Linked DNA regions of Homo sapiens: region 1 is linked to region 2. Evidence: chromatin contacts called from ENCODE Hi-C or POLR2A ChIA-PET data. All regions are on one chromosome and are shown on one strand. Each heading gives the region's core, a stretch centred on a gene start or an enhancer-like site at or near the end of the contact. The rest is flanking DNA. Distances are from core to core; before and after follow the strand shown. Region 1 holds the start of C12orf57 (chromosome 12 open reading frame 57). Region 2 has its middle 130 kb from the start of LINC03141.

The links. A loop is a pair of places that touch in the nucleus more often than their neighbours do. ChIA-PET counts read pairs that join two places held with the same protein, here RNA polymerase II (POLR2A). Pooled maps may share reads with other maps.
Region 1: a pooled map shows a loop between it and region 2 (4-fold over the local background). The contact joins the promoter of C12orf57 here to the enhancer-like site in region 2. A Hi-C loop is called at or near these places in 2 of 37 single-sample maps with no recorded cell type and 5 of 50 pooled maps. POLR2A ChIA-PET finds 5 or more read pairs at or near these places in 1 of 52 experiments (activated B cell).

The regions. Positions count from the first base shown.
Region 1 is chr12:6,939,919-6,945,656 of GRCh38, reverse strand. C12orf57 (chromosome 12 open reading frame 57) reads right to left here and starts at 1,635. Exons shown (of 3, transcript NM_138425.4): 1 at 1,484-1,635; 2 at 1,005-1,181. The coding sequence starts at 1,535. It overlaps RNU7-1 (RNA, U7 small nuclear 1), which reads right to left and starts at 1,841; the gene lies at 1,779-1,841. It overlaps ATN1 (atrophin 1), which reads right to left. Exons shown (of 10, transcript NM_001940.4): 8 at 4,634-4,777; 9 at 4,103-4,283; 10 at 3,336-3,910. The coding sequence ends at 3,877. RefSeq lists enhancers at 1-418, 979-1,128, 668-1,247, 1,139-1,258, 1,559-1,748 and 1 more and a silencer at 1,086-1,345.
Region 2 is chr12:4,138,569-4,144,784 of GRCh38, reverse strand. No RefSeq gene overlaps it. Among named protein-coding and RNA genes, the nearest start is that of LINC03141, 130 kb to the right of the region's middle. Within about 2 kb of position 1,689, at least 19 of the 41 ENCODE cell types and tissues checked have a DNase peak (open chromatin) inside an H3K27ac peak, as active enhancers do.

The DNA of each region.
Region 1 (5,738 bases), core at 386-2,885, 2.8 Mb before region 2:
GCCAAACAGGACGCATGCAGGCCTCTGTCCCGTGTGGTTTGGATGATGACATTTGGTCTACACTGGGCACAACTAGATGGGATGCAGTGAATGAAAATGTCCCAAGGCAGTGTGCTTCTTGCTCTCAGGTGAACCATTTTAGCAGTTTAGTCACTGGAACCCCAAGAATGAACACGAGACCCCAGGTCTGTAGCTGGAACTCAGGAAGGCTATGAGGCAGCAGAGCTGAATCAGTCAACACCTTTGGGGAACACCAGGATCTCACCAAAAATTTAACCACCAACCCCCCCCAAACAAAAATTAGCTGAAACACCCTGGAGAGACTGCAGCCACTGCTGTCATGCAGACATGTCACTAAAAGGTGGCACAACAGCATTTAAGTCCAGCTCTGCTACTCGAGAGTCTGCACCATTAGAGTTTGCTTCCTCATCACAAAATGGAATAATAATGTGATTAACAGTACAGGTTGACCATCCTTAATTAGAAAATCCAAAATCTGAAATTATGAGTGCCAGTGTGAGGCCGAAAATGGAAAATTCCACACCTGACTTCATAGTGGGGGGTGGGGGAGACTGTAGTCAAAACGCAGTCAAAACTTTGTCTCATGCACAAAATTATTCAGACTATTATATAAAATTACCCTCAGGCTATGTGCATAAGGTGCGTGTATATGAAACAAAACAATTTCGTGTTCAGATTTAGGTCCCATCCCCCAAGATATCCATGTATATGTAAATATTCCGAAATCTGAAAAAACCCGAAACACTTCCGGTCCCAACCATTTCGGGTAAGGGATACAGAACCTCTACTGTACAAAACGCAACTCGGACGCACAAGCTCAGGGTAGACCCTGGGCTCTGAGTGCCAAGAATGTTAGTCAGATTGTGGCTGCCGCCGTGTGGCGAGAAAGGGGACAACCGCTCATGGGCCCACAGATCCGGCGCCCTCTCCCGACCCAACTCCCGCCTTCCCGCGTCTGACCCGCCTTCCCGCGTCTGACCCACCTTCCCCGTCGCAGCTGAAGCCATAGGCTTTGATAACCTCCTGCTGGATCTGCGTGGCCACGGGCAGCACGAATTGCAGCATCTTACCCATGTCGTTGCAGGCGTTATCCCGAGCCTCGTCCATGCGCACTGCATTCTCCGGGGCGGAGAACGCCTGGATCACCTCCGCGAGGACCACTGCGCGCCAGAAGCATCCCAGGGAGGCGTCCCGGGTAGGCGTCGGAGAACAGACAGCGGGCCCAGCGGAGAGCGCAAGGAATTAGTGGATTGAGGCTGTAGGTAACCCAATAAGATCCCAAGTCTTGGGGGCAAGCGCCCCACTTAGAAGGACGGTACCCGGCGTCCCCTACCCCATTTTCCCGGCGGACGTAGCCAGGTTTGTCGCCCCACATCCTCCGCCCGCATCCTCCCCAGACCAGCAGCCCATGCCTTGACTACCCCAGGCCAGCAGCCTATGCCTTGACTAGGACGATTCTCACCCTTTGCTTGCTCAGCGCTCAAGGCCGCCGGTTGGGTCGAGGCGGACGCCATAGGGCGTCTGAAGCTCTAGGTTCAGCGGAGGTAAATGGAAAACTCACGAATAAAGAGCCACGTCCTACAACCGTTCCCAACGCCCCTGGGAGCGGAAAGGAAACAGCATCCGGCGCAGCCGGAAGCGCCCAGGCGTGGCCCAAACCTTCATACCCCAAGCTTACAACTGCATCAAGACCACCAAAACTACCCATAATTTTTGCACAGTGAAAACAATCTATCATTGGCAACAAACATCATAAGAGGGGCTTTCCGGTAAAAAGCCAGAAAGCCTACTAGACAAATTCTAAAAGAGCTGTAACACTGCTGCGTATGTGTTTGGAGAGAAGATGGGATATAAAGGAACTCCACAATTGATGAGGGTGAGCTTAGGTGACTTTTTTCTTGTTCCTATTACTGTATAAACAACGACGCATGTGGTAACTTTCAGTAGGAAAAATAATATTCTAAGGAACTTACTTAAGTCATTCATTTCTAGAGTTCGCGAACATTTGTTCTCAGCCCATGCAAATGAGTTCGGTGCTGATTGGTTGAGAAAGCAGCCAGTCACAGCCCCTTCGTTGTTGTTAAGCCCGGAGACCTGGATTCGGCAGTAAAGGCCCAGAGCAAAAGCCGTTGTCGCAGTTTCCTAAAGGCCTTGTCTATTGATGAGCGATGGAGCCTAATGCCCGGCCCGATTTCCCTTCCCTTCCAGGCTTTTATCACCCACTCCCTTCTCAAACTGTAGGTGGTTAAGGATGCCAGGTACTAATCGCCTGGACCTATTAAAACTAGCCCACCCCACCCCCGCTTCATAACCGGCTTTGTTTTTTGTTTTTGAGACGGAGTCTTGCTCTGTCGCCAAGCTGGAGTGCAGCTGGGGGGGATCTTGGCTCACCATAACCTCCACCTCCCGGGTTCAAGCGATTCTCCTGCCTCAACCTCCCAAGTCGCTGGGACGACAGGCGCGCGCCACCATGCCCAGCTAATGTTTTGTTTTTAGTAGAGACAGGGTTTTGCCATGTTGGCCAAGCTGGTCTGGAACTCCTGACCTCGTGATCCGCCCGCCTCGGCCTCCCAAAGTCCTGGGATTACCAGCGTGAGCCGTCGCGCCTGGCCTCATAACCGTTTCTTAAAGTATTCCACGGAAAGGTTTCAGGACTCTGAAGCCCTTGTTCCGGAGGACTCTGGTGGCTCCTAGCAGTGAGACCCGTCTGAATAGATTCCTAGAACTGACCACGTCAGAGGTGGGCCTGTCCCAGGCCTCTAGTGTTTGGTTGGTTGGGGTGTCTTTTGTTTGTTTGTTTTGAGATAGGGCCTTGCTCTGTCACCCAGGCTAGAGTGCAGTGGTGCGATCATGACTCACTGTAGCCTCGACCCCCAAGTGATCCTCCCACCTCAGCCTCCTGAGTAGCTGGGACCACAAGTGCACCACAACCCCCAGCTGATTTTGTCTTAAGATGGGGTTTCTCTATGTTGCCCAAGCTGGTTTCCAACTCCTGGGCTCAAGCAATCCACCCGCGTCTCACAGGCATAAGCCACAGAGCCCAGACCGAGGCCTCCACTGGCGCGCAGCGGTCCTGCCCAGCCTTGGGGCAGGAGGGGGCACCAGCACCCATGGTACCGCCTCCAGCTGAGTCAAGGCTCTGGGCTCTTCAGGGATCCCCTCTCCAATTCTTCCCAGCCCCCACACCCCGTTCCTTAAGAAGGTCTGGTCTCTTCCCGCTTCCCTGCCAGGCCCTGGCTGCAGTTCTCTCTAAGCACCGCTGCACTGAGACCCAGCCTCACCCCCATATCCCGCAAAGAATAGTCACAGCCATGTTCCTGGGGAGTTGTGAGGATGTTTTTGTTTGGTTGGTTTTGGTTGGGATGTTTTTTTAAGAGCGTCATATAGATATTTATATATATAAATTATTAGTGTGGGGAAGGGGCAAGGGGCATACATTGCAGAGGGGGCGCGCACACAGGGATCGGGGAGGGGCAGGGGTGGCACACGATGCTACGCAAAACAGCCACATCTAACAGATGAAATAATCACACCAACGGGGCAGGGGAGGGGCGGCGGCCACAGGGGTTGGGCATGGGGGAGGAGAAAAGCAGGGGGGACAAGGAAGAGAGACCTGGTCCAAGATTCTGTGCGCTTTCTGTCCCCATCCTCGCCACCTCCCCACCTCTGCACACCACATCGGGCCTTGGCCTTCTGTCTGTCCCTCCCTCCCCCACTCTCTGTCCAGCTGCGGAGGCCCTGCAACTGAGCAGCACCCTCTTGGCTCTGGGTGGCAGGCCAAGGGCACGGTGGGGGGAGGGTGGGGGTGCTCCAAGGTCCAATGTAGGAGCCATGGTGCTCTCTTGATCGCAGGTTCTACAGTGGCTTGTCGCTTTCCTTCTTCAGGTGACTAGGGAAGGGGCAGTGCATAGCAGAGAGGTAAGAGACTTGAGACCAACTCTGACCTTGCCCCCTCTTACCGAAGGGGTTGGGAGAGGAGGGGTTCCCTCCCCCAGGAGCACGGTGCCCAGCCGTACCATGCCCACAGCTCCTCCCAGGCTCGCTGAGCCCATGTCCCCTGGGCTGGGGCACCCTAGGGTACCTGTAGTAGTCCTCCTGGGCAGGCAGCGGCACACTGTGCAGCGGGTGATGGGCATGCAGCCACTGCTGCTGTTCCAGCGCCAAGCGCTGCAGCTCAGCTGACTGTGCGTGCATGGCCTGCAGCTGATGAGCTGCTGACATCGGGGCAGAAAGGGAGGCCGGCAGGTCCCGGTAAGGGGCAGCTGTGAGCAGGAAGGGCAAGGGGCATATGACCAACGGATAACAAGTACCTGCTCTGGACCAGGGGATAGCCAGCTCCTTTACATACAAAGGTAATGAACTAAAAAGTGAGGTAACACACCCAGTTCTGTAAGTTGCCAGTGGTAGGGTGGAATTGGGATTCGAACCTCTTAGGCTGACACTAAAACTCGTGCTTCTCTTGGGCAGAGCTCCAGCTCTCCTATTCCCATGCCCAGCTCCTCTAGGCACCTCCTCATCCCTCCCCAAGCCCAACTAGGCCCATCCCCCCACCCAAATACCTCCTTTCTGCCCTTTTCTCATTGGAGCTGCCTACCCCAACTTCCATCCTTACCAAAGAGCTGGTGACGAAGAACTTCGTTCTCGTGCAGAGGGTGAGGAAGCAGGGGGTTAGGGAGAGTTCCAGCTGGGTAGGGGATCCGGGTAAGGTGAGACCCTGAGGCCAGGGGGTCAATGAGAGGGTGCACCGAGGCAGAGGCTGGAGGGCAGAGAAGAGGAAGGTGTCACCAGAAGGCAGGTTTGGGGCAAACCATGCATTTGGGTGAAGGGATCCAAGCCTGGGAACTGAGTCAGACAAACACAAGGAGGTCCAAAGTGGAACAAAGGCAGAGTGGAAGAACTAGAGGCCTGGCAGGGGTGGACAGGCTGAGCCCTACTGGAGGAGGGACATATGGATGACACAGGACAGGAGATTACAGTCATCAGAAGGGTCTGAGGGGAAGGACAGAGAGAGGTAGACTGCGTGAAGAAGGTGGAAGATGATAGAAGTTTAGAAAATAAGACAAGAAGAGGCCGGGCACAGTGGCTCAAGCCTATAATCTCAGCACTTTGGGAGGCTGAGGCAGGCAGCTCACCTGAGGTGAGGAGTTCAAGACCAGCCTGGCCAAGATGGTGAAACCCTGTTTCTACAAAAAATACAAAAAAATTAGCCAGGCAGGGTGGCACACGCCTATAGTCCCAGCTCCTCGGGAGGCTGAGGCAGGAGAATCGCTTGAACCTGGGAGGTGGAAGCTGCAGTGAGCCGAGATCGCGCCACTGCACTCCAGTCTGGGCAAAAGAAAAAAAGGAAGCCGGGTGCGGTGGCTCACGCTTGTAATTCCAGCACTTTGGGAGGCCAAGGCGGGTGGATCACAAGGTCAAGAGATCAAGACTATCCTGGCCAACATGGTGAAACCCCGTGTCTACTAAAAATACAAAAATTAGCTGTACTTGGTGGCACACGCCTGCAGTCCCAGCTACTCGGGCAGGCAGTGCCTGCTGAGGCAGAAGAATCACTTGAACCCCAGAGGCGGAGGTTGCAGTAAGCCGAGATCGCGCCACTGCACTCCAGCTTGGTGACAGGGCGAGACTCCGTCTCAAAAACCAAAAAATGGTGAAAGGATAGTAAGTAAAGCTCATTATCGCCTATGACACCCAAACCCAAAGCTACAGGGCCCTTT
Region 2 (6,216 bases), core at 440-2,939:
ACTTTTGCAGGAGGAAAGAAGAAGTAAGGTGGTTAAATAGAAATTATCAGCATTCTTGCCCCTGCTCTACACTGTATCTGAATTCAGTGTATCCCATGGCAGACAAAACACTCCCATTTCCACCATGGAGCTTCGACCTTAGAATAAATATGTGTAAGGCAAGAAGAGCCTTAAGTAAAGAAGGCTGCTCTTTACTGATGCCAAGGTTTTGTTTGTTCCCTTGTTTGAGGCCCCAGACCATTTATACCCGGGATGTAGTAAGATGCAGGATGGGTGAGAGGTGCATTTTTTTCTGTAAAGTGAGAGGAGAACAATTGTGAGGCGGGACAGTAGGCAGATCTAGACAGAAATGAGCACTGTGGAAGCTGAAGTCAGGAAAGGGATGCCTTGAAGCTGCCCGGGCTGGCATATTTCTTGGGAAGTGTTTGAAGATCACTGGCCTATTTGGCACTGGTTTTCTGGGTCTCAGTTTTCCTTTCTATAAAATTAAGAGGTGCCACTCCATGATCCCTAAACTGCATTTCAGCTTTCAATATTTAATTCCACGCATTAGGCTGGGCTCCTGGCTAATGTGTGCATCTGCCGAGGTCATTCCTGTCTCCTAGGCAAGTGTGAACAGACTGGGCAATGCCCCCACTTCTCAGTGTGTTGTATCCCACCTGTCTCTTTCCCTAGTAGCAGGTCGTTTTTTTTGTTTTTTTGTTTTTCTCTCTGTCTCACGATATCACCAAGTGGCACTACCACGTCCTAGCCTAGTGATGTTGGGCAAGTTAACTTAACCTCTCAGAGCTTCAGGTAACAGTGTGCATTCAATAGGAATTCTGCTGCACAGACTCACTACAATATAGGATTTTAAAAAATGCTGAACTATTAAAAGAGGCGGCTTTTGGAGGATGAGATTCTTGAAACTATGTCTTCCATTTCTGTGCTGTTTGAGTTTTTGCTGTGAGCATGTACCTTGCTTTCACAGTAAAATGTGTATTTTAAATGTTATGATTTTGTGTTTTTGACTTAAATGATGCCCACTCAGTATTGCATTATGCTTAATATGCAGCTCGGAGGCTGTGGTCATTACACATGTCTTTGATAACTTTTTATTTATTTTATTTTATTATTATTATTTGAGATGGAGTCTTGCTCTGTCACCCGGGCTGGAGTGCAATGGCGCTATCTCGGTTCACTGCAACCTCCACCTGCCAGTTCAAGCAATTCTCCTGCCTCAGCCTCCCGAATAGCTGGGATTACAGGTGCCTGCCACCACGCCTGACTAATTTTTTGTATTTTTAGTAGAGACGGGGTTTCACCACGTTGGCCAGGCTGGTCTCGAACTCCTGACCTCAGGTGATCCTCCCGCCTTGGCCTCCCAAAGTGCTGAGATTACAGATGTGAGACGCTGCGCCCAGCCGTCTTTGATCCATTTTTTAAATGAAAGAACTGGTTCTTATTTAATAAATAGGGTGAGGATATGAATAGGAGTCAGGGTTGATAAGAAGGCTGGGGTGTTCGCTGTTCTCGAAGGATGTGCCTCCTCTGCAGTACGCACGGTTTTGACTTCCGCCTGGGCAGTGGGAGGGGAGGAACAGAGTCCTTGAGGTGGTGCCAAGGGTGGGGCTCAGGCACGACCGTCAGTGGGGTTCAGGGCTTGGTCTGGGAAGGGCGAGGCAGGAGCAAGCCCTACAAGACAGGAGTGGCTTAGCTGCACTCAGCGCTCGAGGGAAGGAAGCAGCGGGAAGTGGGTGGTTTCAAGTTTTACTTTCAGTTTTCACTCAAAGTCATTTCAGGATGAAACCCATTTAACGGTCAGATCTCTCAGCCAGATTTCTCAGCAAACCTGTGCTCCACCCCACCCAGGTCCTCCAGGTGGAGCTTGCGGGCGGGCGGGGGAAGGTGAGCAGCAGGAATAGAACGTTCTGCAGTGCCTGGCCTGGACCTGGGAGCTGTCCGTCATCCGCATATCTGCAAATTGTCACACCTGGGCTGGGATCAGCTCTACTGCTAGATTCGGGTGAATATGGGCAAGACATTGCACCTCTCTACTCCAGAAATGTGGTCCGCGCTCTTCCAGGTGTCCCCTCAAGTTATTTTCATGGTCTTTACTGTGACCCAAAGGCAATGTTTCTGAAATGTTGACCTGCAGATCCCCTCCCAGAATCCCTTGAGGTGATTGTCCAAATGCAGACTCCTAGGTCACCCCCTGACCCATTGGACCAGTTTCCAGGAGTGGAGTTGAGCATCTTGCTTTTTGATAAACTCTCACGTACTTCAAAGGCTGAGATCCTCTGTCCTAGGGGGTAGAAATTTTACCTTGGTATGTTATACTAATAAGCAACCTGAGCTCAATGGTGGAGCAGGTGCTCCCACCTTCATCCCAGCACTTTGGGAGGCTGAGGCAGGAGGATTGCTTGAGCCCAGGAGTTTGAGACCAACCTGAGCAGCATGGCAAAACCTCGTCTCTAGAAAATACAAAAAAATTAGCCCAGTGTGGTGATGTGGGCCCATAGTTCCAGCTACTTAGGAGGCTGAGGTGGGAGGATCACCTGAGCCCAGGGAGGTTGAGGCTGCAGTGAGCTGTGATCACATCACTGTACTACAGCCTGGGTGACAGAGTGAGACCCCATCTCAAAAGGAAAAGAAAAACCTGAGCTCAAGACACAAACTACACTGCTCAGGATCTGCCAAAGAACCAATCGTAGAGACTTGATTCAAACCCAGAGCTAGGGTGATGGGTGTCCCACTTTGCCTGGGAAAATTCTGGTTTATGCCTGTTGGCATACCTCATTAACAGTAGCCATTTTCCCCACTTGCAAAAGCATCCTGGATTGGATAATACATTTTATGTCTTCCCTATTCAGAGCCCCTAGCCATGACTATACCATACTACTGCCCCTTCAAAAAGGTCAGCTAATGTGGTTCTGGGAACACACAGGATAAAGGGGGCATAACCTGGCTGGGGAGGTAGGTCAGGGGAGACACCTTAGCTATGTATGATTCTCAAATCCCCTCTCTGCCTTTAGGACAGCATTATAGGCAATGGGTACTCTCAAGAAGGACACTGATGAGTAACTGATTTCCATCTCCACTGAAAGCTGCAACCATAGCAGCAATTATGATAATATCTAACACTTACGTAGTGCTCACTATGTGCCAAGCACCATTCTAAGCACTTTGCATATGTCATGGAGATGAGCACAGACCCTCAACAGCAGCCAGAGGAATTGAGCTGGACAGCAAGAACTCTTGCGTGGGAAACTTGTGATGACAATGCACTATTGACCGAAGGCCCAGGAGTCCAGACAGCCAGCCAAGTCACAGGGCAATTTCGGATGTAGCCTTTGTAAACTGTGACCTTTCTGGATGATCTGGAAAAAGTCAACACCAGGATCCTGAGCCTAATATGCAGTGAAAAGGAGCCCGGTTTTCCTTCTCCAGGGACCTTTAAGAACAGAGCTGCCTGCACATCTTGACTAATTTACATCCAGCCCCACCAGGAAGCAGGAGGATGGAGATGACCTCTGAGGTCCCTTTGAGCCTAAGGGGTCTGTGATCATTACAACCACATGTCAAGACCCGGGAGACATTCCCGTTTCCTGCTCTTTCACCTGGGGACCCAGGCTGTGGGGCCCCTTTTGCCTGTGTATTTAGTGGGTCATGACCTTTTCCCTGGGCCTCCAGGTCTCCTCTTTAGCATTCACTCCCACCCACCCACAGGCCCCTGAGCTCTTTCTTTTCTGGGGTCTCCCCTGAGGAGTTTTGGGTAGATGCAGAAAGTAAGCCCTTGTCTTCTCTCTACTTCACCTCTAACACACATCTGGACTTTCCCAGCCATGCCTGGGGCTTTTGCGGCAACCAAACCATTTTAGGGACCTGGAGCAGAACCCGTTCTCCCTAAAAAAGAGTTAAGGCAGCCTCCAAACCTGTCACCTGGAAACATGCGTCCCCTTCAGGGCAGCAGAGACGGTAGTCATGATGGCGGAGGGTGTTGCCCAAACTGGCCAGAGGCGCTGCCCCAGCCAAAGGCAGAGATTCCCCAGTGTGCTTTTTAACCCAGGAGGCTAGTGAAGGGAGTCCCTGGAAGACACTACCCCCACCCCCACATTTCTTATTTAGATCATCCTACATCAGGCAGCTGGAGGGAAGGCACTGGCTGAGGGCCCAGCTGCTTGGCTGGAGCAAAACTGACACTTTTCTTTTTCCCCTCTAGTTGGAGAGAGAGGGGGAGAAAGAGAAGAGAGAAGCGAGGAGAGGACAAGGAACAGAGTGAAAGGAGAGAGGAAAGGAAAACAGTGTGGAAAGGAAAGGATGAAGACGAGAAAAGTGGGAGAACAGGAGAAAGGGGAGAGTGATGCTGCCAGATCCACCAGCATCAACTTAAGGAAACAGATTTTAGGGTAGGGGTTTCATCATGGGCCTATAGGAGATCAAGGGGTGGGGGCAGGGTTGAGGGTGGGGAGGAAGTTACAGTGAACTGTGCTTAGCACAGTTGACTCTTACAGTAGGACCTCAACCCCTCAAAACCCAGCTCTTTGGGGGACTCTAGACAGTCTCTGCGAGGGGGTTCATTGGGTAAAGAGAGAAAGAAAGTGTTACAGCAACCCACAGGCACTGTGCATTCAATTTAGTTCATCCTTTTAAAAGTTACTTATTTATTCTTATAGACAGGGTCTCCCTTTGTGGCCCAAGCTGTAGTGCAGTGGTACCATCATAGCTCACTGCCTCCTTGACTTCTTCAGCTCAGAAGATCCTCCCAGCTCAGCCTCCAAGTAGCTGGGGCCACAGGCATGTGCCATCATGCCTAGCTAATTAAAAAATTTTTTTTTCTTTTTGTAGCGACAGGGTCTCACCATCTTGCCCAGGTTGGTCTTGAACCCCTGGGCTCAAGCAATCCTCCCGCCTTGACCTCCTAAAGTTCTAGGACTACAGGCATGAGCCCCCATGCTCAGCCTAGCTTATACTATTTATGCACCTACTTTTTATATGCCAAGCTCCATAGTAGGTGCTGGGCACATCACAGGTGAATGAGATAAAATCTCTGGCAACATTCTGGGGAGGATGTGCAGTGTGTTCAGTAGGCTGTGTGTGTGTGCATATGTGTGATGGGCTGTGGGCACTGAGACTCCTTCCAGAAGGATAAGAAAATACATATTCGTTTTTATGTATGAGTTAGGGGATCTAAGAGCTGGAAGATCCTTAGAAAGCCAGCTTGTAGGATGGTCCCTAAAAAACATCCAGATGAAAGATTCCTTCTTATATGCTAGCAGATGCCTCAGAGAGGGCAGTACTCCAGCTGATCCCAGGCACAGGGTAGGAGACGAGACATTGGCTCTACTGGTCAGATCAGGAAACCCAAGTAGGAGGAGGCTTAAGAGGCCATCTCCTTCCATCCTCTCTCCAAGGCAGTAATCTCCTACTCAGCTGAAGGCATGCAATATTTGCATGCCACCCCCGGGGCAAGGAAGCTAGCTACCTACAAAAACCCCTCGCTGCAATGGTAAATGCTAATATCCAGAATCTACAAAGAACTTAAACAAATTTACAAGAAAAAATCAAACAACTCCATCAAAAAGTGGGTGAAGGATATGAACAGACACTTTTCAAAAGAAGACATTTATGCAGCCAACAGACACAGGAAAAAATGCTCATCATCACTGGCCATCAGAGAAATGCAAATCAAAACCACAGTGAGATACCATCTCACACCAGTTAGAATGGCAATCATTAAAAAGTCAGGAAACAACAGGTGCTGGAGAGGATGTGGAGAAATAGGAATAATTTTACACTGTTGGTGGGACTGTAAACTAGTTCAACCATTGTGGAAGTCAGTGTGGCAATTCCTCAAGGATCTAGAACTAGAAATACCATTTGACCCAGCCATCCCATTACTGGATATATACCCAAAGGATTATAAATCATGCTGCTATAAAGACACATGCACACATATGTTTATTGCAGCACTATTCACAATAGCAAAGACTTGGAAGCAACCCAAATGTCCAACAATGATAGACTGGATTAAGAAAATGTGGCACATATACACCATGGAATACTATGCAGCCATGAAAAAGGATGAGTTCATGTCCTTTGTAGGGACATGGAAGAAGCTGGAAACCATCATTCTGAGCAAACTATCGCAAGGACAGAAAACCAAACACCACGTGTTTTCACTCATAGATGGGAATTCAATAATGAGAACACTTGGACACAGGGTGGGGAACATCA